Linked DNA regions of Homo sapiens: regions 2 and 3 are each linked to region 1. The links are chromatin loops, found by intact Hi-C in ENCODE. Cell type or tissue: body of pancreas. All regions are shown on one strand. Each heading gives the region's core, and the rest is flanking DNA. Links, peaks and the distances in the headings are about the cores only. Region 1 has its middle 84 kb from the start of MTIF3. Region 2 has its middle 79 kb from the start of GSX1. Region 3 holds the start of URAD (ureidoimidazoline (2-oxo-4-hydroxy-4-carboxy-5-) decarboxylase).

What was found. Hi-C counts contacts between places; a loop is a spot of excess contacts. Peaks named below come from ENCODE experiments on the same cell type or tissue, not always from the same donor. Only the 100,000 strongest peaks of a DNase experiment are listed, where the experiment ranks them.
Region 2: it touches region 1 in a loop (2.1-fold over the local background); 53 of 110 quality-filtered maps call a loop at or near these places.
Region 3: it touches region 1 in a loop (4-fold over the local background); 28 of 110 quality-filtered maps call a loop at or near these places.

What each region holds. Positions count from the first base shown.
Region 1 is chr13:27,529,199-27,540,280 of GRCh38, forward strand. No RefSeq gene overlaps it. Among named protein-coding and RNA genes, the nearest start is that of MTIF3, 84 kb to the left of the region's middle. RefSeq lists enhancers at 3,809-4,309, 4,310-4,810, 6,373-6,542. In body of pancreas, for the core only: a CTCF peak has its summit at 4,083 (motif pointing right); DNase peaks (open chromatin) are centred at 4,093 and 4,373; H3K27ac peaks cover 431 bases.
Region 2 is chr13:27,707,652-27,718,733 of GRCh38, forward strand. No RefSeq gene overlaps it. Among named protein-coding and RNA genes, the nearest start is that of GSX1, 79 kb to the right of the region's middle. In body of pancreas, for the core only: a CTCF peak has its summit at 4,973; a DNase peak (open chromatin) is centred at 4,950.
Region 3 is chr13:27,979,023-27,990,104 of GRCh38, forward strand. URAD (ureidoimidazoline (2-oxo-4-hydroxy-4-carboxy-5-) decarboxylase) reads right to left here and starts at 9,671. Exons shown (of 2, transcript NM_001105577.2): 1 at 9,441-9,671. The coding sequence starts at 9,615. LOC105370132 (a long non-coding RNA gene) reads left to right here and starts at 1,133. Exons shown (of 4, transcript XR_941790.2): 1 at 1,133-1,232; 2 at 2,040-2,161; 3 at 9,416-9,661; 4 at 10,389-10,763. It also overlaps the pseudogene RN7SL272P. RefSeq lists an enhancer at 1-140. In body of pancreas, for the core only: a CTCF peak has its summit at 5,423 (motif pointing left); DNase peaks (open chromatin) are centred at 1,849 and 5,409; H3K27me3 peaks cover 625 bases.

The DNA of each region.
Region 1 (11,082 bases), core at 1,044-9,043:
AGTTACACACCAGTTCATGCTGAATTTGTGGCTGTCTAGAATTTCCAACTTTTCTCCATTTTGTTCATATGCAATTAATCATTTGAGCCTAAATGAGACACTTTACCTTTTAAAAGTTCACCCTTTCCGTTTCAGCATCATCTAAATTTTTAGTTTTTCTGCCTAGCTTTGTGACATTTTGAAGTAACAAGTCATATAGGACAACCCCCAGGACAGAGCTCTAATCCAAATTTTACATTACACACACTCTTAGTTGACTCTGAAGCGCTGGAAATTAGGTATTATTTCTCAACCACATCTTAATAGCTCTGAATGTAATAACATCTATTCCACATCTCAGAAGGTTTTTAGAAAATCTTTTTCGCCCCAGGTTTTCTAAAGGGGAGGAGCTGCTTGGCTGGCAGGCCACACATCGGGCAAGTTACTTTTCCTTCATTTCTACATCTATAAAATGAAAATGAGAATACTTACTTTGCAGGGTTGTTTTTTGTGAGCATTAGATAAAACAATTCGTTTCCATTTCCACGAGTAAGTTCCTTTTACACCTCCCTGGGGACTGTGGCCTGCATGCGAGCATACCCTGAACATTTCTTTCAGTTTACATTTGAGACACAACATACGTATTATAAAAATTCATGTTCATTCTGCAAAAATGATAAAATACGCTGAAATCAACCAAAATCACCCTAGTAATTAGATGTGACCACTGTAAACACTTTGAAACATCCTTCCATTCCTTTTTAATGGATAATTGCACATACACTCACACACACAATCTTTAAAAATCATTTGTATAATCTGAACAGTTTGTATCCTGTTTTTGCCCTTAACATATTCATAAGCATATTTGCATGTCAATAAGTACATTTATAAAATATTTAATGTTTTCATTGTGGTAAAATATGCATAACATATTTCATGCATAACATAACACCATTTTAACCATTCTAAAGCACACAGCTCAATGGCATTAGGTGCATTCTCATTGTTGTGAAACCATCACCATCATCTCCAGAACTTTTGCATCTTCCCAAACTGAAACTCTGTGCCCATTAAACACTAACTCCCCACTCCCCACCCCTTTCTCCAGCCCCTGGCTGCCACCATTCTACTGTCTATGAATTTGACTACTCTGGGTGCCTCATACGAGTGGAATCATAAAGTATTGTCCTTTGTAACTGACTTATTTCACTTAGTATAATGTCCTCGCAGTTCATCGATGTCACAGCATGTGTCAGAATTGCATTCCTTCTTAATACTGAATCACATTCATTGTATGTATAGACCACATTTGGTTTACCCATTCATCCATCAATGGACACTTGGGTTGTTTTCACCTTTTAGCTGTTGTGAATAATGCTGCTGTAAACACGGGTGTGCAAATATCTGTTTAAGTCCCTGCTTTCAGTGTTTATCAATATAGACCCAGAAGTGAAACTGCTGGATAATTGGACAATTCTATCTTCAATTTTTTGAGGAACAACAATACCATTTTCCATGCTGGCTGTACAATTTTACATTTCCTCCAGCAATGCACAAGGGATCTGATTTCTCCACACTTGTTATTTTCTGTTGTTGCTGGGGTTTTTTGTTTTGTTTTGTTTTGTTTTGTTTTGATGGAGTTTTGCTCTTGTTGCCCAGGCTGGAGTGCAGTGGCACAATCTGTACTCACTGCAACCTCCGCCTCCCAGGTTCAAGGGTCCTCATGCCTCAGCCTCCCAAGTAGCTGGGATTATAGGAGCGCGCCCTCATGCCTGCCTAATTTTTGTGTTTTTGGTAGAGACAGCGTTTCACCATGTTGGCCAGGCTATTCTCGACCTCCTGACTCAAGTGATTCACTTGCCTCGGCCTCCCAAAGTTCTGGGATTACGGGTGTGAGCCACTGCACCTGGCCTGTTGTTTTCTTTTTAATGGTAGCCATCCTCATGGTGTGAAGTGGTATCTCATGGTTTTTATTTACATTTCCCTAATGATTAGTGGTGTTAAGCATCTTATCATGTGCTTATTGGCCATCTGTATATCCTCTTTAAGGAAATGTCTATTCACCTCCTTTGCCCATTTTTTTCATTGGGTTTTTGTTTGCTGTTGTTATTGTTGCATTATAGAGCTTCTTTGTATATGCTGGATATTAATCTCTTATCAGATATATGATTTGCATATATTTTCTCCCATTCTGTGAGTGTCCTTTGATATACAATTTGTTAATTTTAGTGAAATCCAATTTATCTTTTCATCATTGTTGCCTGTTCTTTCGATGTCATATCCAATAAATCTTTGCCAGAAAACTTTTTGCCTGGTTTCCTATAAGAGTTTTATAGTTTAGTTGTTACATTTAGATTTTTGAGTTAACTTTTTAAAAACTATGGTGTTAGGTAAGGGTCCAGCTTCATTCTTTTGCATGTGGACATCCAGTTTTCCCAGCATTTGTTGAAAAGACTGTCTTTGCCCCACTGAATGGTCTTGGCCCCTTTGTTGAAAATCATCTCACCATATATGCAAGGGTTTATTTCTGGCCCCCTATTCTCTTCCATTGGTCTATATGTCTATCTTCATGTCAGTACCACAGCTTTGATGACTAGCTATGTAGCAAGTTTGAAATCAGGAAGAATGAGACCCTCAGCTTTGTTCTGGGCCCCTTTAAATTCCATATGAATTTTAGGATGGATATTTCTATTTCTGCAGAAAACATGGTTGGGATTGTGATATTGTACTGAGTCTGTCTTGGGTAGTATTAATCTTAACAATACGAAGTCTTTCAATCTATGAACAGAAAATGTCTTTCCGTTTATTTATGTCTTTTTTAAGTTCCTTCAGCAATATCCTGTAGTTTTCAGTGTACATGTCTTTCATCTCTTTGTTCAAGTTTATTCCTAAATATTTTATTCTTTATAATGCTATTGTAAATGAAATTATTTTAACTTCCTTTTGGGATTGTTCATTGTTAGTGTTTAGAAATGCAACTAGTTTTTGTGTGCTGATTTTGTATCCTGTAACTTTGCTGAATTCAACATAATTTTAATTGCTTTTTAGGTTTTATTCTTATAAATTGAAATGGGGACCCCAGCCAGAGAACACTCTGGACCACACAATCTTTTGTCCTCAACCTCCATATCCCAGTCTCCCCATAGTCCAAAGATTCCCTTACCCTGCACTGCCAGAGGGTTAAAGGGTCAGTTCTAGGCAGCTCCTTTGTCAGGATTGCTGGCCTCCAAAGCCCCACCTCGCTAATTCTGTTTCTTCATTGTCAAATAAGGAGGTCCATCTCTGTCCTCTCAGGTCTTCTGCAGCACTGGATACCATGTGTTAGCTCACGTACCTGAGTTCAGTTTTCATGAGAGTTCATGATGACTGAGGTATGGTTAATCATTTGTTAAATAGTTAGATTTTTATTCCAGAGAAACACCTACTCTACAGAGCGCATATGAAACAGGTTTGCATTGCATGAATTATTTTCCCATTTGAAACCCAGAATCTCACTCAAATGGCTTTCCAACCCATATTGTACTGAAGTATCCTGTTCGTTCCATTAACTATTCACAGAGTCAACTGGGGAACCGTTGTTATTAATTTCAATGGAAGGCTAAAATGCAGTTCATTTTCTGTAATTGCAGGCCCACGGTCTAAAGAGCCAGCAAAAGCTTTTAATCTGAGGCTTTTTTAGAGGAGTATGATCATTATTACATTGAACATCTTTTGAAGGTGCGTAATTATCAAAACCTCAATAACATTGACATTCAAAGAGCCCTATACCATAGAAGCGAAACTCACATGCAGGGAGCAGGACAAATTGCGGTCTGAGTTACCCAGGGATAGAGAAATGGCCACGGGGAAGGTCGACAATGTTTGCACATCTTGCTTTGCTATTTTATTCCAACTGTGAGGCTCTTCATGCCACATGGGAAGGGGACAGACGCACTCCCTTCATATATGTAAGTTGTTTGTGGCCTCAGATATCCAACCCTTCCTGCTGCAGCTTCCCTGACCTCCTGCACCGGGAGCCACCGGCTGCAAACAGGCTGCAAACACCGGGGAGCTGCAAGCGAGGGCGGCCAGTCCATCGAGCCAGCAGAGGGCGCTGAAACGCGGCCCAGTGAACTAGGGACGTCCAGGGCCAGCGCTGACCACTGGTGGTGCCCGAGCTCCCAGGGCTCTGATGCCCGGCTGCTCCAGTCCGCAGAGAAAACTAACCGGACACTCCACTGCTACTTTCTTCCCGATGCTCATGAGTCTCACCTTTGGTGAGGGCTGTCACCCTTTAGCCACAGTTCTGTGAGAGAACCACCTCCTTTTCCCCCATAGGAGGAAGGACAGCGGCAGAGGAGGCCAGGGGAGTGGCTCACGCAGTGACAAGTGACTGCAAGGCCACCCCCACCACACTTCCCACAGGTGGCACCACATGTGCACTTCTGCTCAAAACTGAAGCGGGGTGACAGCACACTGCTTGGCATGGGGACAGAGACAAAGGAGGCAGGCACCGGGGACAGGGTGTCAGCATGTATGTGCATATATATATATGTGTATGTGTGTGTGTATATATATACACACACACACACATATATACACACCCTGTATATATATATATATACACACACCCTGTATATATATATATATATATACACACCCTGTATATATATATACACACACACACATATATATACACACACACATACATATACATACACACACAGACATACATACATATACACATACATACATACATATGTATGTGTATATATATTTTTAGTTAAAATCCAGATCGATGATGCTGGCACCATCACGTACTCCAAATGTCAAAGCCACACGTTATGAGGTTGGTGAGATAGGCCACCCACCCTCACATACTCATTCATCTTCAGCATGTTGCCACTTACTATATTTTGTGTGCACCCGGATAAGTGGATTTAAGGATTTCATTATTCAGTGTTAACTAAATTAATTTGGAAAAAATGTATATGTAGCTTTAAAAATATGGTTGCAAAGAATCTGTAGGTTGGCAACATTAGTAACGGGAGCACAAGTGAACTCAAAGGAAACAGCAGAGCTCTCGCATCTCTTACTCCTAGGAAGGCCCCTTTATCAGCCAGTCCGCAGGAGAAGCAATGATGAGCTCAGCAGATCTGACAGTCTTAGGCCAACCAGAATTTTTTTTAGAAAAGCAAACAAATCTGTCATTTCAAGCAAAAGATGCTGCCACAATAAGTGAGAATGTAATTGTTCCTTTTTTGCCCCCTGGGAGTGGTGGTGAAATAAAAGAAAGAAAATGGGAAATCCTATCTATAAGACCAAGTAAAAATAATCATGCATCGGGCATAGCTCTTACCATGAAGTGGCAGCAGACACATCAGAACCGTGGCAGATCACAGACTCTTTCCAAGTGGCAGGGATTGTCCAGGGAGCGGCTGAGTCAGCAGCAGGGCCTGTCCCACCTGGGCACTATTTCCTTCTTTCCTTTACTGCCACCTCATGTCAGATGGTGACAAGAGGATCATGACAAACAAGAGTCAAAGGTCAGATCAGAAGTCAGAGTCAAAGGCAGGGTCAGAGTGCAGATTTCTGACTCCCTGACCAGTGCTCACAAAGGAATCAAGCCCGCATCTAGTGTGGGCCCTGGCGTGGCCTTGGTGTTAAACACAGGAGAGAGCATAGCATGGTGGGCTCTAAACCCAGAAATCAGACTCCCCCGACAACTTCCAGCTCTGAGACCCAACCTCTCTGTGCCTGTCCTCTCTGACTGTAGAACTGGGAAAGTTAATGAAACTTGCTTTGGAAGCTTGTCGTGAGAAATGAATGGATAAACACATGTGAACGATGCTTGGTGCATACTCAACTTTTAACAAATGTTAGCTGTTGTAATCTTATTTTACCACTGAAGCTGAAGAAACTTTTTTCAGGTTGAGATACTGCATTCCTGGAGTCCTTCAGATCTTTTACCAAATTCCAATATCAAGTTCTCAACTTCCACAGTCTCTGAATCCTGAAGTACACTTGAGAATTTCTGCCAAGATATGCACCTTCAGAGCCAAGAGCAGCAATTAAGAGACCAGTGAAGTTCTCCTGTTTAGACACTACAACGGAAAATTTGAAAGCAAATATCTCAGACAACAAGGATGGCTGAAATACAGTACAAACCAAGAATGCTAATCATTTTCAAAGTCAAAAAGTAAATTGGGACACCGATTTAGCACAGCTTGCAACCTTGCAAAATTCCTGCTCCACAGAACTGTAACTGCTGGCCTCTCCAAAGGTCGGGCAGAATGCACTTTATTTACATTTCATCCAAGCTTGCTACTTTACAATGTGGACTTCCCAAAGGGCAGGGCTGTCTTACTTATTTCTGTGTTTGTTGAATGAATGTTGAACATGGCAGTCTACAGCCATACCACCCTGAACGTGCTCAATCTTGTCTGAACGTTGAACGTGGCAGAGTGCTCCTCATGGGGAAAGAAAATGCGAGAAGAGGTGGGACGCAATTATTTCCTTGTTTTCAGGATGGGCAGTGTGATCAGGATACTAATGTGAAATGTAATGATGCCGAGTCCTTTTGCAGTGGGCAGGGAAGGGTCACTAGGGGTGCCGGTGACTGGTGTGTATTTTTCCACTTGCCAGTTATGTGCAAATGAGTAAGTCATGAAATCTCAGTGTTTTTCATTTATCCAATGGGAGCAATCTATTTGAAACATACCTCACAAGTCTATTATGAGGATCAAATGAAATGTTTGTAAAGAACGCACAAAAGTGCAGAAGTGAAATGGTGTAGTGAGTGCACGGGTGTTAGACACACGCATGGTGTTGTTAGTCATCTGCCACCCGCACTTCTTGAACATGTAAAGATAAAAGAATCAAATCTGCCTAGAAATTATGCCAACATAGGTAAAGGAAAATAAATGACATATTTCTTATACAGGCTCACTCTATCCATTTCAAACCGCAGGGGCCTGGCTAACAACAGCTTTTTTTTCTCATTTCCAAACTTTTGCACTCATTTGTTTCTGCTGTTCTATTTCCATTATGAAAACCTTCAAACATTCCCTTACTCCCGTTTTCTATTCTTTGTTTCCTGGATGGTTTGAAAGCAGACCTCAGACATCATGTCGTTTCATCCACAGGTACTTGCACATTTTGCCAAACTTTTTGTAAGAGCAGCCGAGAACAACTCTGTGGCCTCGGTGTCCAGTCCTTAGCCCTTTGCCATTGGACTTCCCAGCTCTACCCTACCATGGAACCTATTCTCTGAAAAGTCACCAAGGATGTAAACCCAGAGACTATTTCTCAATCCTCACCCTCCCAATTTCTCTGCAGCTTCAGACACTGCTGAGTCAAAGCCAGCAGGCATTGCATGAACACCACGTGCAGGTGCTGTCAGGTGTGTGGGTGGCTGAACACCCAGGCCCTGGAGGAGCTCTCAGGTGCTGAGGGGCACAGACAGGACAAGTGGCAGCCAGCATGTGCCTCTAGGGAAGTGCAAGAACAGCGAGTGGCAGGGGGGCTGCAGGTGCCAGGCAGCCTTGATGCCGCTGGCATTGGGCTGGGCTTAGAAGGATAAGCAGGGCTTGATGGCTGGGGTCAGGTTAGAGAATCAGCAGGACAAGGCATTCCTGGAAAAGCGGCACAGTGTGAGCAGGAGCTGGCTCTTCGGAAAGCTCAGGGTGATGCCTGGGGAATGTGCATCACTTGTGTGATTAAGGCGCGGGAGAGAACTTGCTGACTGTGTCATATTTACGAAAACACACACCATGTTGAGAGTAAACAAAAGTTTGAGTTCAGAGGAACCTCTAAGAGTAGATTTTTTCCCCCTGCAGTCTAAAGGGAGCTGTTTTTGTTTGTTTGTTTGTTTGTTTTCTTGAGATGCAGTCTTGCTCTGTTGCCCAGGCTGGAGTGCAGTGGCGGTATCTTGGCTCACTGCAAGCTCCGCCTCCCGGGTTCATGCCATTCTCCTGCCTCAGCTTCCCTAGTAGCTGGGACTACAGTTGTCCGCCACCATGCCCGGCTAATTTTTTGTATTTTTAGTAGAGACAGGGTTTCACCGTGTTAGCCAGGATGGTCTCGATCTCCTGACATGATTCGCCCGCCTCGGCCTCCTAAAGTGCTGGGATTACAGGCATGAGCCACCATGCCCAGCCAGAGGGGAGCTGTTTTAATAATTCATTTGTAGTGTAATTCTTGGTCATTTCCAGGGATGAGTAATTCTAGCCAAAATCTGTCTATAATATCTACAACTACCACCTATTTAGCACAATGTGTCAGCCACGTTACATGCATGATTTCTAGAACTTACAGCAATCAAGCAAGGTAGGTATTAACCTCAGGCTGCCTGGCTCTACCCACTGTGCCACAGCACTGGCCTCCCTCTCGATCTGGATCATGTGTGCACCAACATACTTAGTGTTTCTCTGTTACAGGACAGAGGAAAAAAGGAGTGGAAGTCAGCCAGCAGGCTGTGCCCCCAGAGCCCATCACAATGGCACGGCCTTCCTAGAATGATCACTATTGAGACAAAAATATCCCATAGTCATGAAGCCTTTCACACATGCACACACGTCAAAACCTAACATGCCACCGAGAACCTGGATTCAGCCTCTGTTATGTCTCCTCAGGCCTTCCCCGCACACCTCTCTCACTTGGTTCATTTCCATCCTGTGTTCTCCATTTACCTGGCTTTGTTTCCCCATTGCATTTATCAGTTTAAGGGTGAATTCAACAAGAACTCCCTTCTTTAGATTGCCTGAAAGCTGACCAAGAACGGTTAAGTTAGAGACATCTATTCCCCAGACTCTAAAAGATGAGAAGCAACAACGACTTGTCCAATGTCAAGGTTGTAAGGGTGGCGGCAGCTATTACAAATAAGGTTTTTTTGAGACGGGACGAGGTGATTCCAACTGTAATCTTAGCACTTTGGGAGGCTGAAGTGGGGGGATCACTTGTGCCCAGGAGTTCAAGACCAGCCAAGGCAACAGAGGGAGACCCCCATCTCTGCAAAAAATAAAAAAATTGCCAGGCATGGTGGTATGCATCTGTAGTCCCAGCTACTTGGGAGGCTGAGGCGGGAGAATCATTGAGGCCAAGAGGTGGAGGCTGCAATGAGCAGTGACTGAGCCACAGCACTCCAGCCTGGTGGGCAACAGAGTGAGACCCTGAAGTCATGTTATTTCTTGATTATGTCCCTGTGTATCTCTGTGTAAGCACAGAGATAGCAACTACTCCGTCCTAAAAACGGATGAATTCTGAGCCTCTAGAGCAGTGCCTGGCACATAGTAGATGCTAAGAGAACATTGGCCAAGTACAATGAAAAGATGAATCAGTAAGTGTTTTGTGTCTTGGGCCTGCCTAATATTCATTTAAATATGAAAAGTAACAAATGAAGAGACATCCCACCTGCCTGGCCTCCTTGTTTCTACACTCTAGCTAGGAAGAGGGACAGGGACAAATTATTACTAAAAAGGAATCACTTACAATTAGACATGCCCAACGGAGGCGATGCCTGGAATGCAGCAGGGAGGTCCCTGTCACGGGAAGCCTTCAAGCAGGAGCTAGATGACCATATCACAGCGGGGACCTGTATACCAGAAAAATGGACAAGAGCTTCCCTTTCTAAGGTTCCATGACTTGGGATCAGCAGGGGGAAAAAGTAGCTCTAGACTGGGGACCTGGATGACACAAGGACATCATATCCTTTGGAATGACTTACATATGACAGGTGACAAGGACTGCCTTTCCTCAAACATTTACTAAGTATCCACAGAGGGAGTTTTGTTGCTGTGAGCACCCCCCATCCTCCACAGGTGCCCATCTATCTCAGCACAGGCCAGGACTCCAGGAGCAGGAGTTTAGCCCACAGCCGCCAAGAGACCAGGCAAGGATCCCAGACTCCAACTCTTTAGGACTGAGCCACGCAGGAAGGAACAGGCACAGAGGGGTGAATCTACAAAGGGCTCTGGGGTATTGCTTCCCTGGTGGGAGAGGCTAGCAGTCAGGAGAATGGGACTAAACACATCCCATGAACTAAGACATTCTCAGGTCATTTCTAGAGGAGGTGAGTGAAAGGAGACCTTTCAATTAAACCTAGGTAAAGTAAAGAAAAACTTCATTTTTTTGAGACAGGGTCTCACTTTGTTGCCCAGGCGGGAGTGCTGTGGCTCAGTCACTGCTCATTGCAGCCTCCACCTCTTGGGATCAATGATCCTCCCGCCTCAGCCTCCCGAGTAGCTGGGACTACAGGTGCACACCATCACGCCTGGCAAATTTTTTATTTTTTGCAGAGATGGGGTCTCCCTCTGTTGCCTCGGCTGGTCTTGGACTCTTGAGCACAAGTGATCCCCCCACTTCAGCCTCCCAAAGTGCTAAGATTACAGTTGGAGTCACCTCGTCCCATCTCAAAAAAAACCTTATTTTTAATAGCTGCCGCCACCCTTACAACCTTGACATTGGACAAGTCGTTGTTGCTTCTCATCTTTTAGAGTCTGGGGAATAGATGTCTCTAACTTAACCGTTCTTGGTCAGCTTTCAGGCAATCTAAAGAAGGGAGTTCTTGTTGAATTCACCCTTAAACTGAAAACTTTTGAAGAAATAAAGCAAATGCTGATCCAAGTTTTTGAAATAGCCCATCTTGAAAGTGTTATTTGCAGGTGAGTGAGTGAATAGAGCTCAAATGGAAATCTCTAAGTGCTTCTCACTCAGCCATGGAGCGAAGCCACCTTCTCCTGATGGGAGGCATGCTCTCTGCCACCTGCGGGGATGGTGTGAGTCCTCCAAGTGCTAGTCTTTTTTTTTTTTTTTTTTGAGGCGGAGTCTCACTGTCACCCAGGCTGGAGTGCAGTGGTGCGATCTCGGCTCACTGCAAGCTCTGCCTCCCAAGTTCATGCCATTCTCCTACCTCAGCCTCCCGAGTAGCTGGGACTACAGGCGCCCGCCACCATGCCCGGCTAATTTTTTGTATTTTTCTTTTTCAGTAGAGACGGGGTTTCACTGTGTTAGCCAGGATGGTCTCCATTTCCTGACCTTGTGATCTGCCCACCTCAGCTTCCCGAAGTGCTGGGATTACAGGCATGAGCCACCGCGCCCGGCCTAGTCTTTTATTCTTGTAGG
Region 2 (11,082 bases), core at 1,955-9,954, 180 kb after region 1:
AAGCAGAAAAACTTAAGTGCTAAGAAAGAGGTTTCCAGGTATCAAAGAGGGAGGGACCATGGCCAGCTCTCAAGAGAAACCTTTCATGAAAGAAAGCGGTATTTGACGTGGGGCTTGGATTAAAACTTTTTCAAGGCCGGAGTGGTGGCTCATCCCTGTAATCCCAACACTTTGGGAGGCTGAGGCAGGCAGATCACCTGAGATCAGGAGTTCAAGACCAGCCTGGCCAACATGGTAAAACCTTGTCTCTACTAAAAATACAAAAATTAGCCAGGTGTGGTGGCGGATGCCTGTAATCCCAGCTATTCGGGAGCTGAGGCAGGAGAATCGCTTGAACCCAGGAGGCAGAGGTTGCAGTGAGCTGAGGTCACATCATTGCACTGCCTGGATGACAGAGTGAGATTCCATCTCAAACAAACAAACAAACAAAAAACTTTTTCAAATGTTTACTATGGAAGCATAAACAGGAGGTTGACCATGTATCCTTTCAATCTGAGAAGTACCTAAACCTTGGGTAATGATAATGTCATCACAGGAAGAATGTGAAGACGATCCTCAGTTGTACTAACATTGGGCTGCCTCTTGACAACCTAACAGAAAGAACAGCAGCAACTTATCAGAGAAAAAGAAGAAAGCTAATAGGGGATCAGCAAGATTGGAAGAAAATTGCAGGGGTGGTTTTGTGCGGGATCCACCCAGCTAGCCAGAAATGTTTCCCAGAATTCCTTTCCTGTGTGAATCCAGGTTTGAGTTGGCTACAGGGAAAATATGTGGATGATGTGAAAAGCAAAAGTGCAGCGGCATCCACTAAGCTCTGAAGATCGGTGCCAGGTAGAGGCACAGCTGTGGCTCATGCATGTGGTTGCTGACGTGCTGGCCTCCTGCTGAGTATGGCACAGCAGCTGGGCTCCCTCCAGCTCCCATCCGATCTCTTCCTTCAGCTCCTCTGAATTTTGGGACAGGCACCGGTGCAGCTCAGGGAGGAGAATGCCAGCTTCTGTAGGTCACCCATGCTGTCGAGGCGAGAGGTGATGGGAGACAGACACAGGTTCCAGTTTGTCTTTGTGGGTCGTAGTTTGTCCTTGCAGGTTCCAGTTTGTCTTGCTTGTCCTGTTTCTGGCCTGGCCAACCTACAGCAACTTCAAACCCACCCCCAGACAACAAAGGCAAGGGCTTTCCCTAGATATTCACAAGCTCCCACAACTGTGAGAGGTCCAATCTCTACCCAAGTCTCTTATTTTGTATCACTCGTTCCGGTTCTGCCTCCCTGGCTGAACCCTGACTTGTGCAGTGCAGCCTGATCCAATGAACCTATCTGGTGAAAAGGGGTTAGGTATCTTTTTCATTACTTTAGGAAAGGTAAATCCAAGAGATTGCTTACTTTGAAAATATTTACAGAGCTATCAGCAAATATATGGATCTTTTTTACTGTTGAAATGCAGATAAAAGCCTCTAACTATCTTCTCCAACCAAATAACTCTTAAGGACCTCAAACTGTGAAATCTAACATGTATTTCTTGATAAACACAGCTACTGGACTTTTTTTTAATATCGTAGAAAAATCCTAGACTTCTAAGAAAATAAAAGAGGTCAACCTACAATCAGAGTATAACATTGGTTTTAGTCTCAAAATATTTCTATTCAACTAAATCCTTTTTCTCCTCTTTAAAAAGCCACTTGAGAAATCCCATTTGACAAGGGATATTACTACAGTTTGTACTGCTCAACATCAGGGCAAGACTTTTTTCCCCCTTTTGTAAAATCAATTTGAGTTATTTACAATGAACTTAAAAACCATGAACTTTAATGAAAAAGCTTGACAGGTTTGATGTATGATAGACTAAAGTTTAAAAAAAAGACAGAAAAAGATTTTTTTTTCTCTTTGGCTGTGGGATAAAAACATGGGTCTAGCTACTCAGAGTCACTTCTCAGAGAGCAGTGTAATAGAGTTGCCCAGTGATTATAAAATTTCTACAGAAAACTAGCTAACAAAGGAGATGTAAATGTTTTTCCATCAATGGAATAATGTAGCAGGAGGGGGTTGCGTTTCTCCCAACAAACAGAATCTTTTTGTGTGGTGTGTTTGTCTGCAAGCTAGTTGCTGATTACATTATTTGGTTTATTTTGTTGGGGTAGCTCCTAATAATTATTTTCTGGGAGAACCACAAAATAGATTAAGGTGCAGGACATCCTTCCAGAAGGGGCTGGATTCTGGCCATGGATGGCCTAAAACACTGGATGTTTTCAATACATGACTTCATGTCCTCCACGGCATTTGCATCCCAGCTCCTTGTTTGCTTAATGCCTTCACACTAGTTGTAAGCAGTTTCTCAAACATAATCTTCAGCTGGGTGTTTACTTTGACCATGGACTTGATTTAGAAAGAACACTTTTTTCAAAGCAAATCCATCCACTCTTGCTGTCTCTAAAGGCAAAAGAGAATAATTGTGTCATGGCACCCAGCCCTGTGTGTTTAGAGCTTTGAAATGATCCCAAAATTACTTTTCCCCTTTCATTTATTTTCTTCTTAAATCCTGTTTTACAGTAATCATTGAAGTGACTTCACTACATGGTCAGCTAAATGATGGCTTCAGGAATCTGGCTATTTTAAGTAGTAGAGACTAAATATCCACTTCTCAGTACAAACCTTTTTAAAAGGTATTTGTTTAATGGATGAGAAATGCCTGGAATATGAATTAAAATGTGCTCAAAGTACAACTGCATTTTTTCTAAAACACTCTGTGCAAGAAAATGTAAATTTTGTTCCTTGTTTGTACCTTTCTTCTAGATTGTATTTGTGTCTCTTTATAAGAAATAAAGAGGAAAAGAGCAGGGCAAATTTAGAAATAAAAACATATTTTAATATTATTAGTGACTTCTACCTGATCACTTACTAATGAATTTTAAGTCAGTGACTTTGCAATGTAAATATAAAATCAGTTATATAGTTTGGAAAAACTCTGCACCCTGAGTTCTATCCCTTTCACACATTCTTTGACCCTTTTAAGTTTATCCTTTGACTATAATGAGTTTATTCTTTGGCTGAGTTTAATATTTAGACTACAGAAAGAAAAAAATTTGAGTCACTCTAAGTTAGTTTGGCACTTCCTTTAATCTGGTTGTTCTTGTTCAACTCCAACCCCTCCCAGCCCTGAATGAGGACAACAATATCAAACAACAATTGGGATATTGGGTGAGAAAGTGCTTCCTAGTTGGGCTTGTAAAGAGGTGAGCTCAGGAAGTGAGGGCCGCATTTAATTGCTGAATTGATTCACAAGTGCTGAGAGGCTGTTGGAGTTGAATATACTCAGATAGATTCAGGAAGACTGAAAATAATTAATGAACTTTGTCACTTAAAATTTGGATTTTAAAATATTTTATTTTTGATGCCATTTTGTTTCGAAAATGTCAGAATGTAGAAAGAATGATGGGAATAGAAAATCATCACTTGGCAGGAATAATTATTTCAGTCAAGAATCATCATCAGTGATAATCCAACAATCCCATGACTTCATATGTATCCAAAAGAAAGGAAATCGGTGTATCAAAGAAACTTCTGCACACTCATGTTTATTGCATCACTGTTACAATGGCCAAGATATGGAATCAACCTAAGTGCCCATCAACAGAAGAATCAATAAAGAAAATGTGGTGTATAAACACATGAAATACTATTCAGCCATAAAAAAGAATGAAATCCTGTCAATTGTGACGACATGGATGAACCTAGAGGACATTACGTTAGGTGAAGCAAGCCAGGCACAGAAGGACAAATACCGCATGTCTCACTCATATGTGGAATTCTATAAAGCTGATCTGGAATTTGGGGATTGGTTATGGGATTCAAACAAAGAGGTACAGATTAAAGAGGATGGAACAAAAACGATTTTTGTTGGAGGGAGTTTTTTTTGGAGGGAGTGTGTGTAGTGAAACCTGTGAATTTCACAGTAGTTATGGACTGCTAAACAAAAGATTTTCCAATATACAGGCCAAGCAGGGGAGTAAAAAGAAAAGATGACTACAGGCAGAGACACCTGAAGAATTTTTCAAAGAACTTCCCCATCTTCTCCTTGGCCAGCCCCACAGATGCTGTGACAATCACTCGTGGAGTGGGGTGAGGTTAACACACTACTTATGAATCAACAAAAAGTCTCTCATAAATAAAAGATGTCATATGTAGGTTTTTTTTGTTTTTGTTTTGTTTTGTTTGTTTTCTAATTGCACCAAACTCTTTCAGTGGACATTTTAACAGAAATGAGTGTGCCTTGCAAATTCATATTTTTGGTATGAAAATTGATATTCAAAATGTATCATCAGGTTTTATATTACTAAAAATATGAGGTTTGTATAATTTTTAAACCTTCAGATATCCCCAAATATTTTTGAAAAATGCAAAACTGCTGACACCTTTTCAAATAATTTTTTTTTTTTTGAGAGACAGGGTCTCACTTTGTTGCCAAGGGTAGAGTGCAATGGTGAGATCATAGCTCTCTGCAGCCTTGAACTCCTGGGCTCAAGCAATCCTCCTACTCAGCCTCTTGAGTAGCTGAGACCACAGGCGTGCACCACCACTCCTGGCTAATTTGTTTGTTTGGTTTTTTTTTTTTAGAGAAATAACACAGTGGAGGTCTCATTATGCTGTCCCTGCTGGTCTCAAACTCCTGGGTTCGAGCGATCCTCCTGCCTCCACCTCCCAAAGCACTGGGATTACAGGTGTGAGCCACCACGCCTGGCCTTCAAATAATTTTTACAATATGTTTAAACAAAAGGTTTCTAAGATGCCTGTACTTGTAAACTCATTACTTTATTACATTTTATATCATATATTATAGAAAAATAGTTTTTAAATCTTTCTGTTCTGTTGGCATTAAGATATCTCAATCCTAGCAAGGCAGTTGACATGGGACAGCCAGGCTGAGTCCCAGACGTGCCAGGCAAACCATCTTCTGTGTATTGTCACCGCCCCCACCAGGGCCAATGAGTTTATGCTATGAATTGGAACAAAATGAAATCTGAATTCCAGCTTTAGCACTTCCTAGGAGAACTTGGATGAATAATCTTCCTGAGCCAGTTTTCTCATCTGGAATATGGAGATAATAATGCTGATTTTTCAGAGTTATTGTGAGGATTAAATAATGCAAATAAAGTATCCAGCATGGAGTCTAATACAAAGTACAAATATAGTATCAGTTCCTTCCTTTTTTCCTCTTTTCTTATAATCCATGACTAGAACAATTTATATGTCAAATCAGCACATGATAATTTTATTGTTTGGCAGTGGATTTATGAATGATTGTTGCATTAGTAAGACCTGAGTAATTAATTTATTAAAGCAGAACATAGCATGGACAATAATGATAGTATCTTGATGTCTGTATTCCAAGCACTTTGGGAGGCCGAGACGTGAAGATCATTTGAGCCCAGGAGTTCAAGACCAGCGTGGGCAACATAGCAAGACCTCATTTCTACAAGAACTAAAGAAAATTAGCCAGGCGTGGTGGCATGTGCCTGTAGTCCCAGCTAATTGGGAGGCCGAGGCAGGAGAATCACTTGAGCACAGGAGTTTGAGGCTGCAGTGAGCTATGATTGCACCGCTGAACTCCAACAGAGAAAGACCCCATCCCTAAAAAAAAAAGTATTTTGACCTCTGGATTATGGTTAGTCAATTCTGTGTAATTGAGGTCCAATTTAAAAATTAGACATGCTCATGTGTCCAACTAGTACTCTTTTGTCCTCAAAGTTTAACATTTAAATTAAAATGTTAAGAAGAAAAAGTCCTTTTGAAATTTTGCAAAGTTAGGAATCATAGCTCTAGGGATTTCCATGTAAAAAGCTGATATGGGGGCCGAACGCAGTGGCTCATGCCTGTAGTCCTAGCACTTTGGGAGGCCAAGGTGGGCAGATCACGAGTTAAGGAGTTTGAGACTAGCCTGGCTGACATGGTGAAACCACGTCTCTACTAAAAATACAAAAATTAGCTGGGCATGGTGGCACGCGCCTGTAGTCCCAGCTACTCGGGAGGCTGAGATAGGAGAATCGTTTGAACCTGGGAGGCAGAGGTTGCAGTGAGCTGAGATCGCGCCACTGCGCTCCAGCTTGGGCGACAGAGTGAGACTTCGTCTTAAAAAAAAAAAAAGCTGATATGGTTAAAATATACACAAAACTTTCTAAGTGGATCAGTACAAGAAAATTTATTAGCCTGACATAGACATTGAATTTCATCTATTTTTGTAATGCCTCAACCATGAATTCAGTATACAAATAAGATGGAGCTATATTTATTCATTCAACAAGTATTTATTTATTTATTTATTTATTTATTTATTTATTTATTTATTTTTGAGACAGAGTCTCACTCTGTCGCCCAGGCAGAAGTACAGTGGCACAATCTTGGCTCACTGCAACCTCCACCTCCTGGATTTAACTGATTCTCCTGCCTCAGCCTCCCGAGTAACTGAGATTACGGGTGTGGGCCACCATGCCCAGCTAATTTTTGTAGTTTTAGTAGAGATGGGATTGCGCCATGTTGACCAGGCTGGTCTCGAACTCCTGACCTCAAGTGATCCACCCACCTTGGCCTCCCAAAGTGCTGGGATTACAAGTGTGAGCTACTATGCCCAGCCAACAAATATTGATTGAATGCCTACTGTGTGCCAAACTGGTTTTGTAGAGGATAGAGAATAGACCTTTGATTTGGGCAAGATGGAGGGCACTGATAACCTTGATGAGAGTGGTATCTGTGGCGAGGTGAAGACGAAAGCCTGGCTGGAGTTGTTGAAAGAGAAAGTAGGAGATAAGGTGTAAGGACAGTAAAACAGGAAACCTGAGATTTGCTATAAAAGAAAACCAAAATACTGAGTGATAGCTGAAGGAAGCGTGGAGTCAGATGACTCAAAGTTTATTTTTTCAGGTGAGCACTATAACAGCATATATGTGGGCTAAAACAGACCCTCAGAGAAGCAGAAATTGATAATGCAAGAGAAGAAGACGGGAGTTTCAGAGCCAAGTCCCTAAAAAGATGAGAGAGAGTGGGATTCTGGGACAGCCTTTGGAAAGAGAGGAAAGGCAACATATGTGGACACAGGTAGGGCATGCTGAAAGATTTGAAGATAGGAAGATGAGGTATGTATCATCTGCTTTCATTCTTCAATGAAATATGGAGCTAGATCAATATCAGGGTTGATGTGTGTGTAGGACTCGGAAGTCTGAGACTGAAGAAAGAATGTGTGAAACCGCCACCTTAGGCAGCAGAAATCTAAGTTGATAAAGACAAGGGATGAGATGGCTGGGCAGTGCCACTTGCCAAAGTGAGAACTGTCTGCACGGCATGTGCCCTCTTGGTCACATTCAGCTGCTCAGGCGCCAGTCCACAGAAGGCAGAAAGCTGTATCTCACCAGTTTGCTTTTCCCTGCAGGCAGTTATAATGGAGGGGTAGGGAGGACAAGGGTCTAAAGCATAGACTCAGCTGGGCTTAGTGGCTCACACCTGTAATCCCAGCACTTTGGGAGGCCAAGGTGGAAGAATGGCTTGAGCCCAGGGAAACATGGCCAAACCCCATTTCTGCAAAAAATTTAAAAATTAGCCAGGCATGGTTGCATGCATCTGTAGTCACACCTACTCGGGAGGCTGAGGTAGGAGGATCACTTGAGCCTGGGAGTTCAAGGCTGTAGTAAGCCATGATCACACCATTGCACTCCAGCTCAAGAGACAGAGCAAGACCTTGTCTCAGAAGAAAGTAAATAAATAAAATAAAGCATAGACTCTACCCTGGAGAAGGACCCAGTGAAAATGATTGATGGAGAGCATTAAAGTCAATAAGTTGGAGGTCTTGCTTGGGTTGAAAATGTTGGGGTGGAGGGTACTGGAGTAAGTGACCTGCTGAAGGGGAGAGGAGCCGTGAGTGGGAAGTATGATTTAGCAGGTGGTGCAGTTCTTGGTGAAGATGAGGAGAGATCCTGGGAAGTGAAGACAACAAGGAGAAGTCAATGCGTTGTATGTATCATCGACATAGATGCTGGAGTTTCTCAGCATGATGCAGTAGTACCTATGGAGAGAAAAGCATGTCTCAAAGGCCATAATCTTCAAGAAATAAGGGGCAGGAATGGGGATATTAGTAGATGACAAGGAGAAGGAGGGGTGGCTGATGACAAAGCTGCTGGTATGCATGTCAAAGGAGCTGGGAGTTGGAAGGAAGATGGAGGCAAGAGTCAAGCAGGTCACAAGGAATGTGAGATATACTGTGAGTGTGAGAAGAAAGTCTGCATCCAAGAGAAACAGGGTGAAATTGGTGTCCACAGGAGAAAGGTAAGGCTTCAGTTACAGTAAGAAGCCAACTTAGTAGGTTATGAATCACTTTCGTGGGACATGACTGAGCTTTAAAAAAACTAAAAGAGAATGTATATAAAAGAACAGAAAATATAAGAGCATAATATTGGATGAGGTTTAGATAAAATTGTTTTGTAAAATTATTTTTTGTTTAGTGTGTGTGTGTGTGTGTGTGTGTGTGTGTGTGTGTGTACTGGATATAGACATAAAATCCATTTCTTATTGTGGGTTGGAGTGAGAAGAGTTTGAAAGCCACAGCATTAGGTGATTATAGGACCCTATGGCGACAAGAATCCCTATGGTGATGAATGGCCTGGGTGGCTTGGAAATGGGAAGAAAAGTGAGGCATGATGGGATTAATGCCATTGATCTAGTAAGGGAAACTGAGTCATAAAGCCCCAGGCTCTGGTGGCCTGGTGAGGAGGTGTCTTTCGTCTGTGTCCAGGTTTATGTGGCAGCCTTCGCAATTTATCCCTGATACAATAAGCAATATATTTTGGGTTTTGTCCCTGGTTCGTGGCACAGAGCTCCTAAAACTAAGAATTTCCTGAGTGACTTGGATGTCTTCTGTTATTCATGATAACCCTGCTTTGGATCACACCTGAGCTTATGCTAATGAGGTGAGTTAGGCTGCGGTCCCTAGGTAGCCTCAGAATTGAGCTGGTCACTGAAAAGATCAAGTGATTAGAGGGCTGGAACTTCCAGCCACACCCACCAAAGTGGTGGAAAGTGGTGGAGGGCAGCTGGAGCTTAAGTCCTATAAAATTTTTTGAACAATAAGGTTTAATGAACTTCCAGATACGTGAATGCTTGGAGGTGCCAGGAAGGTCGTGCACCTGGAGAAGGCCTGGAAGTTTTGTGCCCTTCCCACATCCTTTCCCTGAGCATCTCTTCCATGTGGCTTTTCACCTGTATTCTTTTTAAAGTCCTTTATAATCAATCAGTTAATGTGTTTCCCTCAGTGCTGTGAGCCCTCCTAGCAAATTAACTGAACCTGCGGAAGGTGTCCTGGGCACCCCAACTTATAGCCAGTCTGTCAGCAGCACAAGCCCAGTCTGGGACTTGCAGTTGGCATCTGAAGGGAGGACAGTCTTGTAGGACTGAGCCCTTTAACCTGTGGGATCTAATGCTACTTCCAGGTAGGCAGAGTCAGAATTGAATTGAATTATAGTATGCCCAGTTGGTGTCTGCTGGAGAATTGCTTGGGGTATGGGGAAAATGTCCCACATCTGGTGTCAGCAGGGTTCTGTGTGAGTGTAGAGAAATGAAGTGTGGTTTTCCTCAGACTAACCATTTTTCCAATCTATTAAATTCAAGTGTATTAATGCTAATTTTTTATGAACTAGTTAGGTATTTTAGCTTGACTAATCAGAACTCACTGTAAAAAGATCATGACCATGAATTCAATCCCTATAAATAATACATTTTTAAATGACACACCTCCATGTCTTTGCCTGAAACTCTTCTTTAAGCCACAAATGACCTCAGCTCCCTATTGGGTCATGATCACAAAGAGGACCAATCAGAACTTGTAGATGGTTCAGGGTGAATTCGTCTCCAATAATGAGGCTTAAAAAAATAGCATCACCTTTGAATATGGAAGCAGAACAGTGTGGAATTTCCTTCTGTCTTTTATGGAATGATCATAACCCCATTAGTGAGGCTTAAAGACTCCCAAGGGAAATATTGTAGAAGATGGAAAGTCTAATGAAAAGATTAGCTTCTGTCCCCTCTCCTGAGGTGCTCATCACTGTGAATAATAACTCACATTTAGGTATTCTCTTGATGCTCTCGAAGGGGCATTCACATAGAGAAATTCCTTAGGTTTTCTTTTCTTTTTTTGTTTTCTGAGACGGAGTTTTGCTCTGTCGCCCAGGATGGACTGCAGTGGCATGATCTCAGCTCACTGCAACCTCTGCCTCCCCAGTTCAAGTGATTCTCCTGCCTGTACCTCCCGAGTAGCTGGGACTACAGGCGTGCACCACCATGCCCAGCTAATTTTTTATATTTTTAGTACAGATGGAGTTTCACCATGTTGGTCAGGCTGGTCTCAAACTCCTGACCTCAGGTGATCCACCCACCTCAGCCTCCCAAAGTGCTGGGATTACAGGCGTGAGCCACCGCATCCGGCCTCCTTAGGTTTTCATGACCACACTCAGAGACAGGCTTCACAAAAGACTAGGGTGAGGCTCAGATAGAGTCTTCCCTCAGTCTGGCAGTCAATACCACTGTCATATGTCGTGTGTCATTTGTCACATGTGAGGCATCGTTCCAGGTAGTGGGAATATGGCAGTGGACAGAGAGAAATTCCTGCCGACTTCTCAGGACCTGCATTCTGGAGAACAGGGGGCTTGCCTCAGGCTCCCCAGCAAGCCTGCACTCACCAGACCCAAGTCCTGGTATCTGACTCCCATTATGGGGCTTCTGCCACCCAGCCTCCCTGGCCTTCTTGGGAAAAATGGACAACCAATCCTATGATTGCTTCTTTGACTTACACAGTACTTTCCCATCTAAGAAGATGTAAGAGAAAAAAACACATTTCTCTTTATGAGAATAAGCCCCCTGAGGTAGGGATTACGGATTAAAATCCTTGCAAAGTTTAAAAGTCATTTTCCATGGTGAGAAAATAAGAAAATTGAGATTTGATGACTCTCTTGCTTTGAGACTACTGTTTTAATCAATTTAATTTTGACTGTATTTGGATACAGCATGACATTTATGTGCATTTAGAGCACTTTACAATTCCTCTGTTTTCC
Region 3 (11,082 bases), core at 1,790-9,789, 450 kb after region 1:
GGCAAATAAATGCCCTGGATTTTGTGACCCTAAGTGTGAGTTCTGGGTTTCTGGAATCAGGCATCCAAAGAGCCTTGCAGATGATTAACTGCAAAGAAACCCACCTCTAGCCAGAGTTCCACAGCCCTTTGAATGAAAGTGGCTTTCCTCTATTTAGGAAACTGCACCCACCCATCCCCCACCGGCCCGGGACTTATTCCCCTTCTCCGACTGTAGATCCCAGAGGCCCCAGAGAACAGCGTTTACTTGAAGGAAATCTTTGCATAATCTCCTAGGCCTAAAATTGAAAAACTCTGGCGAGTTACCTGTGATTTTCAGTCCCAGGGATTTCACGGAGTTAGCGCTGGGCAATCATCTTGCTCAGCTCTCTAAAGTGAAAATTAGAACCCTCGGGGCGAGGCAAGATTCCAGATATGGTGAGCAGGGCGCTATGATTTGTAAAATGCGGGTGACGCCTAACTTGCTTTAGAGTTGTGAGGATTAGAGACAATTCATTTACTTAAAACACATCGCCTAATACCTAGTAAACAGAAACAGTCATTATTAGTTGTAGTAAACCCAGTGGAACTGGACTGAAGTGCCTCAGGAAGTACCTGTCTCTGTATCTCAGTAAAGCGGTTGTCCGCCTCTGGCGCTGGGAATAGGCGTGGGGTCTGTTGGAAAAGGCGCGCACGTAAAACACCGTTCAATGAATTTTATCTCAAAGAAGCTGAAAATTAAACCCCCTGTAAGGTAGACGTCCTCTTCCTCAAACTTATTGTTTCTGTCTAATAAAAGGATGATTGATAGTGCACCATCTAACTCATGAACTAATTTCTCCCTGAAAGACACGGAGAACTGGGGGTAACATCCCCGTGTAAGAGAGGATTCAGTGAAGGCTGAAAAAGAACTAGTGACCTGCCTAGGGTCACTCACCACACTGCGCCTGGACCCTCTACTCCAAATCACAGGCGTTTTCAGGGCACGGCTGCCCCTGCAAGGTTAAGGAAAGTTCAAAACGAAAGTCATGTCACCTATAATCCCATCCCTCTAACACCACTGTTTTTTGTTTTTTGTGTGTTTTTTCAAGACAGCTCTGTCGCCCGGGATGGAGTGCAGTGGGGCGATCTTGGCTCACTGCAACCTCTGCCTCCTGGGTTCAAGCGATCCTCCCGCCTCGGCCTCCTAAAGTGCTGGGATTACAGGTGTGAGCCACCGAGCCGGCCTAACACCACTGTGATAGAGCCCTTCTGGTAGGTGTCCTGCCCCTCGGGCACTGCAAACAGGAACGGGTCTTTCCCGCTTCCCGCGTCCAGCTCCGTCAGGGTAGTGCGAAAATGTGAGAATTAAATTCCCCACCTGGGGGAGCAGCCCCAGCCCTGTGCCCGGGGTTGGTCGTGCCACGCGGCCACTTGTCAGGCCTGGGGAACCGAGCTCAGCTCCCGCCCGGATCCCCTCCGCGCTCACCCAGGCCCAGGACGGTAACCTGCCCGGGCTGCGGAGGAGGGGAAAGTGCGAGTCTTGGGCGGCTGGACCTTCCGCGCCTCCTCTTCAGGTGTTCGGAGTTTCAGAGCAGCCGCTAGGTCCCCCGCCCAGTCAGGGGACTTCCCTCCCCACCGTTGCATGCTGTCTGGAGGATCAGCCCAAGCTGCGAGGGAGGTGGTCACTGGTGGGAGGTCCGGGCGCGGGGTCTGTCGTCTTGCCGCCCCCACCAGGCTCCCCGCGCAGGCCGCGCAGCAGAGGGAGGCGGCGGCGGCGTCCCGCCAACGTGGCGTACCCCGAGCCCCCTTCTTGCCCTTGGTGCCCTCGCATCTCGCTTCTCACTCTCTAGAGTTTGTCTCCCGCTTGGAAACGTCGCCCGGGGTTAATGTTTGCCTAGAACTGAGCACGAGTTTTCCACTCTTGCAGCGCGAGAAGAGAAAAGACGCAGATAAACTAGCAGAGCAAAGGGCAGAAGAAAAGAGACTAAAAAGGAGAAACTAGAATTTACTCTCTGTTTCAGTCGCTTCTCTCTCTCTCTCTCTCTCCTCTCTCTCTCTCTCTCTCTCTCTGTCTCTTAGCTGCGCCTAACAAGAAAAAGGTGTGAGGAATCAGGTAGAGGATGGTAGCTCGGAAGAAACAGAGCCTGACCTCACCTGGCCAGATATCCAATCTTCATTGCCCCAAACCACTGGACCCTTGAGTAAGTACATCGGGAATGGTGTCTATGTGTCCACTGGCCTGCAGCAAGGACCCAGTTCCCTGCCAGCGCCAGTATGCTATCCCTAAGCTGTGCCCATAAGCCCCAGTGGGAGGCTGGATACTGGGCAAGTAGGTGCCATCTCCTTGCCTCCAGTCCTCAGTGTTCCCCACCTGGAAGCCCAGGCGCTAGGCAGGCCAGTCAGACAGCCCGTGGTTCTCAGGGAATCTAGGTACTGCCCGTTCTTCAGTCTTTCTTGAAAATCTGGACTTACCTCCTAAGCATTGGTGTGTCACGTCTAGAGATGTAGGTGTGGATGTGTGTTATTTGCCGGGACCACAGGACCTGAATCTTTACACCTAGAAGAATTCCTGGCACAGAGCAGACACTCATTGTTCTATGGGAGAGGAACAGGGCAGGCAATTGTGGCCATGGAAGCTCAGAATCCCGTAACAGTCCAACTGCCTCCTGGTCCATACCCAGTGGTATCTGGGTATGTTCTTACCCCTGGTACGATGGACAATCTTCCTATGGAAGGCCAACCCCTCCATTTGTGTTCTTGAAGCTAGCTCTCCTTTCCTGTCAAAGACTTTGCTTCTGCAATTTCAAATATCTATTTCTCCATCCCCACACCACTTACCCTTATCAATGTGCAAACATGCCTTAGAATCCCTCATCCCATAAACAATATTAACGTTCTCCCTTGATTCCCTGTTGCTCTCTTGTTTCTCCCTATTTCTCTGCTCCTCCTTACAGAAAAGACCTTAGAGTTGTCTCCTGGCCTCTCCACTTCCTGACCTCCCTTTCCAGGCTCACTCTGTCACGTTTCGAGCCACTGTACCAACTGATCTGCACTCATTAAGGGCATCTTGCCTGAGCCCAAAGACCAATGCCTGACCTCTTCTTTCTCAACCTCTCCAGACCATGTCACCTGGTTGGCCCTCTCTCCTTAAAAAATGACTATAAACGGCCGGGCACAGTGACTCATGCCTGTAATCCCAGCACTTTGGGAGGCCGAGGCGGGTGGATCACCAGGTCAGGAGTTCGAGACCAGCCTGACCAACGTGGTGAAACCTCGTCTCTACTAAAAATACAAAAATTAGCTGGGCATAGTGGCACGCGCCTATAATCCCAGCTACTCAAGGCAGGAGAATTACTTGAACCCGGGAGGCGGAGGTTACAGTGAGCTGAGATTGCGCCACTGCACTCCAACTTGGGTGACAGAGCAAGACTCTGTCTCAAAAAAAATGACTACCACTTACCTTCAGAGACATCCTTTGCCTACTTTCATCTTGCTCTGCCAGATAGGTCACTAGCACTAGTACCACAGGACTCAGTACCCACATCTCATCCCTTTGTTGTTTACACCAATGTACTTACTAAGTGCCCTCAGCCAGTCGTAGGGTTTGAAATGCCATCCATTCTTTGATGACAGCAAGATATACTTTAGCCCTCAGTGTTTCACCAAGCTCCTCTGTTTTGATGCAACTGAGCAGTCAGCATTTTCATCTGGATGATTTTTGGGTATCTTAGACTCAGCAAGCTCCTTCCTCCATCCTGTCTTCTCAACTCTAAGTCTTCCTCAACTCGGAAAATGGTACCACCACCCACCCAGTGGCTCAGACTGAAAACTTAGGAGTGACCATTCAGCTCTGTTTCTGATCTGCCTTCTGTCATCAAATCCATTTAAAAAAATCCTGTTGACTCTAACTGTAAGCCCTATTCTGAGAATCCATTCGCATCTCTCCATCTCTACTGCGCCAACCACAGTCCAAGCAACCTCAACTCTTACTCTTACTACTGCAGTGGCCCCTCGACCTGGCCCCCTGCATCTGACATAGCCCCCACATCACCATCCTAAAGCATAAACCCCAGTGACCCATTGCACATGGAGAAGCAAGTTCCTTATTAGACCTAAGCAGCTTTACATGATCAGGCCCTTGCTGCCTCTTCCTCACATCCCTCTACTCCTTACTATTTTCCAACTACCTTGATCTTTCTGTGCCCCAAAAATGTCGAGTTCATCCTGGTCTCAGGTTCCTTTGCTTTTTTTTTGTTTTTGTTTTTGAGACAGAGTCCCATCCTGTCACCCAGGCTGGAGTGCAGTGGTGCGATCTCGGCTCACTGCAACCTCCGTCTTCCGGGTTCAAGTGATTCTCCTGCCTCAGCCTCCCGAGTAGCTAGGATTACTGGTGCGTGCTACCATGCCCAGCTAATTTTCTATTTTTAGTAGAGACCGGGTTTCACCGTGTTGGCCAGGCTGGTCTCGAACTCCTGACCTCAAGTGATCCATCTGCCTCATCCTCCCAAAGTGCTAGGATTACAGGCATGAGCCACCACGCCCAGCCAGGTTCCTTTTCTATGAGTGGCCTCATCCTAGATTTCAGCTACTTATTTCTCATCCTTTGGTCTTAAACTTAAATTAACCTCCTAAGAAAGACCACCTTTATTACATATTTTCTGCCATATTACATATATTTTTTCTGGGAATTTCTAGAACCTGAAATAATGGTATTTTTAATGTTAATCCTGTCTCTCTTCACTAGAATGTAAGCTCATTTAAGGCAAGGACTTGTCTTGGTCACTACCCCGTTCCCAGTGCCCACAACAATCCCTGGGGCACAGTGGGCACTCAGTGAATATTTTTTGACCAACACAGCACTTTTGGTAAGGAGTGTTTCATTTTGTTTTGTTTTGTTTTGTTTTCTGAATAAACAAACACATTTTAATAGCTTGATCCAAAACCCTCATAGCCTGTATTATAAGGAACTTATTAGTATCCAACTCCATTCATTCAACAAAAATGTTGTTTAGTAAGCATAAAGTAATAAATTGTGGCATTACTATAATTCTGAAAGACACAGAGATGCACTTTGTTTTTTTTGTGACAGGGTTCTCGCTCTGTCATCCAGGCTGGTGTGCAGTGGTGCAATCATGGCTCACTGCAGCCTCAACCTTCTGGGCTCAAGCGATCCTCCCACCTCAGACTCCCAAAGTGCTGGGATTACAGGTGTGATTCACCATAGCCAGCGGAAATGCACAGTTAATTAACTCTTATGAAAGTTGTATTGCTCTTTAATTTCATAACACAAATCCGTCCTGAATTTCTTCAGTTAGTGCATGTGAGTTTCAACTTTCTTCCCTTTACTAATTGTCCGTTCTCTTTCCTAGAAAACCTTTGCCTCATCTTTAATCTGTGGGAACTGATTGGCTGGAGAAGGTACTTTGCCCAATAGCACTAGAGCTCAATATTAATCCTGGACTGCCACCTACTGGCCAATAATCATCATAGCAGAACCTAAATGGACTCGCCCTTAGTCTAGAAACCCAGTTTTGTTTTCTGTTAATGGTGGAGGTTTTTCTTCAGTCACCAAAACAAATACATGACTAGGTAGACCACTGTAACTTGAACGTCTCTCTAAGGTACCTTCTTTTTAGATTCAAATAATCTATTTCACCCAGTTTGCTTCTTACTATTCAAAGGGTAAAGCTAGACTGTAATAAATCCCATTTTAAGGCTGGGCGCGGTGGCTCACACCAGTAATCCCAGCAGTTTGGGAGGCCGAGGTGGGCGGATCACAAGGTCAGGAGATTGAGACCATCCTGGCTAACACGGTGAAACCCCGTCTCTAGTTAAAAAATACAAAAATTAGCCGGGCATGGTGGTGTGTGCCTGTAATCCCGGCTACTCCGGAGGCTGAGGCAGGAGAATCGCTTGAACCCGGGAGGCGGAGGTTGCAGTGAGCTGAGATTGTGCCACTGCACTCCAGCCTGGATGACAGAGCAAGACTCCATCTCAAAAAAACAAACAAACAAAAGCAATTTTATTGGATTTTTTGACAAATAAAAATTATACATGTTTATGGTGTGCACCTTGATGCTTTCCATATATGTATACATTGTGAAATGATGAAGTCAAGCTTTTTAATATATCTATCACCTCACATATTTATCATTTTTTGGTAGTAAGAACATTTAAAATCTACTCTCTTGAAGGTGGGGCAAGGTGGCTCATGTCTGTAACCCCAGCACTTTGGGAGGCCAAGGTGGGCGGATCACTTGAGGTCAGGAATTTGAGACAAGCATGGCCAACATGATGAAACCCCATCTCTACTAAAAATAGAAAAATTAGCTGGGCATGGTGGCAGGTGCCTGTAATCCCAGCTACGAGGGAGGCTAAGGCAGGAGAATCGCTTGAACCCGGGAGGGTGAGGATGCAGTGAGCCAAGATGGTGCCACTGCACTCTAGCTTGGGTGACAGAGTGAGCCTCTACCTCAATTAAAATAAAAAATAAAAAAGCCTACTTTCTTGGCAATTTCCAAATATACAATAGATTATTATTGACTATAGTCACCAAGCTGCGAAGTAGATCATTTTATTTGATTATTTAAACAATAAAACATGGGGTCTAGGACATCAAGCATTTATCTTAATCAAATACATTAGTGGATAAATGAATGAAAACCCTAAAAACTGTTTCTAGACTTTGTTTCTCATTGTCTGGAAAAAGCCTTCAAAACCTGTTGGGTTGACTCTCAGGGTTATTAGAATTCCAGTCCTGCCACTTTCTAGTAGTGTGTCCTTGCTCAAGTTACTTAATCTCTGTGTGCCTCAGTTTTCCCATCGGTAAGAATGGGAGCAATAATAATACTATTCCTCATTTTATAGGGATATTAGAGGATTGAATGAGTTAGCAAGTGCAAAGTTTTTGGAAAAGTGCCTGAAACACACCAGTAGTAAAAGTTCAATACATTTTAGCTATTTGTTGTTGTTATTGTCACCATTGATAACATCACTTGTCTACTGTTACTGAGATGTTAAGATGAGGAGCTGCCGCCAGACAGCAATGAGGCTCCCAGCTGCTCCCAGACAAGTGCAGAACCGAGAAGCAGCCTCCACCACAGGGAGCTCCTCCCCAGAACCGTGTCTACTGCAGACACCAACAACCGTCCAGGGGGCCCAAACTCCCTCCAGCCATTTTGTCCACTGACCTACCACTGAGTCACCCAGTTAAAATGTGTGGGGAAGGGGGTAATGCCAGAATTCCCACTTTTCAGTATCACCTTGGAAACGATTTCATGCATTCATTCAGCAAACTTTGATTAAGTCCCAACATCCTGTTCACTCTGTGATCTGGGATTCTGACACTAGCCAGGAGACAGAGGTTTCATCAAGTCACGGGGGCATCAAAACAAGCCTCGGGAGCGGGGGTTGCCCACGTCCAGTGCTGCCCACACTCCACTATGCTCAGGGCCCTGACTGGACTGACCCGGAACTAGAACCTCTGGCCAGCTGGATTGTGGGGAGTGTTGGTGAGCAATAAGATGAAAATGGAGAAATTGTTATGTTTTTATCAAAGTTCCAGACACAGAGTAAGAAAGCCCCCAAAACGTGTGTTAAGTAACTGGCCAAACCCAAGAACAATAGATCTAAATTATTCACGCGATCCTAGCTTTCTCTCTCAACACGCTCCCTCCTCAGCCTCACCACTCCTTTGGGTATTAAGACAATCAAAGGATATGCCTCTCTTTTTTTTTCCTGTAAAGAAATTACTTTCCAGTGAGGCTGTCATTTTGCCTCCTCTATTCTATTTTCCTGTCAGACATTGAGAGGGTGGGCTCCGGGGCCTCCTGCTCCTTCCGGCCTGCCCTGCAGGAGTTCAGCTGAGAGGCTGTGGTCCCTTCACTCATCAGGCTGGGACTGGGCTGTCCCTGTGAGTCAAGGGTCAGAAAGCTCCAGTGATGACCCCCAAGCCCAGTGGAGGAGCTGAAGTCCTCAGCTATGGAGAGGCCCCCAGAAGTGGGTGAGTGTCCACATGGCCCCAACATTCCTGTCCATTTGATTTTATGACATCCTCTGCTCTTCCTAGATAAGCCTCAAATGAATGAAAAGGAGCTCCTTATTTTGGAGACGTCTGTATGACGGTCAGAAGCCATCTGGCTGTCAAAGGCCATCCTGATAGGCGGCATCGTCTGTTGGCTCCTTTTTGGTGAAGAGAGCAGGGGCTCTCCTTCCCCACCCAGATGTCCACAGAGGCCTCTCTGCCCCTCGCCACCCCTTCAGTACATTTCAGGTTTCTCCACAGAGCATCCAGGACAGCCCCTGAGGCAGCCTGGTCTCTGTGAAGCTGTGTGTGTCATTCGGAGTCACCCCCTCTTCTCCTCACCCCACACCAAGAAGTGCCTCATTTTCTCTCTCTCTCCACAGAAGAAATCAGTAACTTCTTTCCCTTCCTCCAGAGGGATGCCTTCAGATTCTCCTCCTTCCCCTCCATCCCTCAGGGAGTTGCTGATCTGAATGAATTCACTCTCCTCGGCCATCCAGTCCAAACTGGCCCTTTGTGGTACAAAAGTCAGCCGATTGCCCTTTCCCCTGGGCTCTGGAGATAGTCTGGTATCCAGCTGTCCTCTCTGTCACATACAGGACATTCCCAAGCCAGATGGGGTGGCTAAGACAGGGTGGGCCCTCAGCCTAGCCTTTAGCCTCCGAATCACTCTGATGTCTTTTGCTAGGTTCCTCCTTGTGACCTCAAAGCTCTAATATTTAACAGCCACTTTCCTTAGCCACCGCATTCTTCCAGTCCATGTCTGACCTAAACCACACAAGTGCTTGACTCTTACGGACTAGACCTGAGGAAACTTACTGAACCTTCCAAAGGAAAGAACTCAATAAACACATCAAGTATAAGGAATTAGACTAAAATAGATAGATGATAGATAGATAGATAGATAGATAGATAGATAGATAGATAGATTTTTAAAAACAACTTTTTTTGTTGTTTTTTGTTTTGTTTTTTGAGACATAGTCTTGCTCTGCCACCAGGCTGGAGTGCAGTGGTGAAATTTTGGCTCACTGCAATCTCCGCTTCCCAGGCTCAAGCGATTCTCCTGCCTCAGCCTCCCGAATAGCTGGAACTACAGGCACGTGCCACCACGCCTGGCTAATTTTTTGTATTTTAGTAGAGATGGGGTTTCACCATGTTGGCCAGGATGGTCTCGATCTCCTGACCTTGTGATCCACCCACCTCGGCCTCCCAAAGTGCTGGGATTACAGGCGTGAGCCACCAACACGCCCGGCCTAAAAGCAATTTTTGTAGCAACAGATCTCATCATGTTGCCTAGACTGGTCTCAAATTCCTGGGCTCAAGTGATCCTCCCATCTCAGCCTCCCAAAGTGCTGGGATTACAGGTGTGAGCCACCATTCCTGGCCAGTATCTAAAAATATTTTAACAAGCATATTTGAAATCCCTTTGCAGAGAATGTCTGATACGGAAGCCTTACCTGACTGTGCAAGGGCATCAATAAAGGCAAAAAAGTGCTTCTCTAAATCTTCCAAATCAGAGAATGGCCGCTGGGACCAAACAGCAGCTGCAATCAGAGGACATCTCTCAGTGGCATTCCCAAACACATCCACGAATTCTCCAAGGTCCATGGAGTTGACCTTCTCAATGTCCATTCCTTGTATTCCACTGGAGACAGCGGGACGTCCAGCTCCCCTCTCGGTGAGTGAGTGACGCTGTCTCGGCTCACTCGGTTATATCTGCTGAACACAAGAGCTTGCTGTTTACGCAACACCACCTTCGCGTGTTTTAAATGCCTTTGGGAGAAGCAGATCCAGAATACTTGTGTAATGAACAAGCACAGGCTTAAGGTTCTAATCCAGGGAGCAGAGATCTCTGCATGGTCAATGTTTCCAACCAAACCATTCCCATAATCAAAGGCAGCAGGGGCCATATTTCACTCTAAGCATTAGAGCCAGATTTGTTTTTCATGTTGTTAGGCTTTTTTTTTTTTTTTTTTTTTTTTGGTGTCTAGCTCTGTCACCCAGGCTGGAGCACAGTGGTGCAATCTCAGCTCACTACAACCTCCACCCCCTGGGTTCCAGCGATTTGCCTATCTCAGCCTCCTGAGTAGCTGGGATTACAGGCATTTGCCACCACATCCAGCTAAGTTTATGTTTTTGGTTTTGTTTGTTTGTTTGTTTGTTTGTTTTAGTAGAAACAGGGTTTCACCATGTTGGCCAGGCTGGTCTCGAACTCCTGACCTCAAGTAATCCACCTGCCTCGGCCTCGCAAAGTGCTGGAATTACAGGTAATTATTATATTGTTATTATTTGAGATAGGTTCTGCCTAGGTTGTCCAAGCTGGAGTGCAGTGGCTATTCATAGGCACAATCCCACTACTGATCAGCAGTGGAGTTTTGACCTGTTCTCTTTCCAACCTGGGCCAGTTCACCGCTCCCTGGGCAATCTGGTGGCTCCGGTCTTCCTGGAGGACATCAGATTGATGCCGAACTTGGTGCAGTCACCTGATCGGCAGAGCGCACTACAGCCCGGAACTCCTGGACTCCAGTGATCCACCTGCCTTAGCCTCCCGAGTAGCTGGGACTACAGCCGCGTCTGGCTGTTATTAACACTTTAATGTCATCATCACCGCAGGACATTTTCCCTGATAATTTAGCCAGGTCCACGGGTCAACCCACTTGGAACTTGATTTCCTAACTATTGTTATTGCTGCTGTTAAGGACAGGTACTATGTTTTTCTCAGTCTGTGTATGCCAGATGCTTAACACAACAAGTACTTAATAAATGCTCATTAAGCAGGACAAAATGTCTAAGGAATAATTCTGCCCCATTCTCAATAGTCTCTCAAACCCCATTAGGAGTTATTTTCTTCTTGAAAATATCTGTGTCTATGTTGCTTCTTGTATGTATTTACTTGTATGTCGGTTCTCAGCCGGGACATATTCCAGAAGCCTGGAGACCAGTGTGTCTTGTTGCCTCTGTATCCTGGCTGACAAGAGCTGTGCCTACGGTAGGCATGAAAGAAGCACTATGGGATGAATTGGTTGGCCAGTTAGCTAACCACATAGATTAGATTTCACGTACTAATGTCTTCCAGGTATACACAAAACAAAATAATGT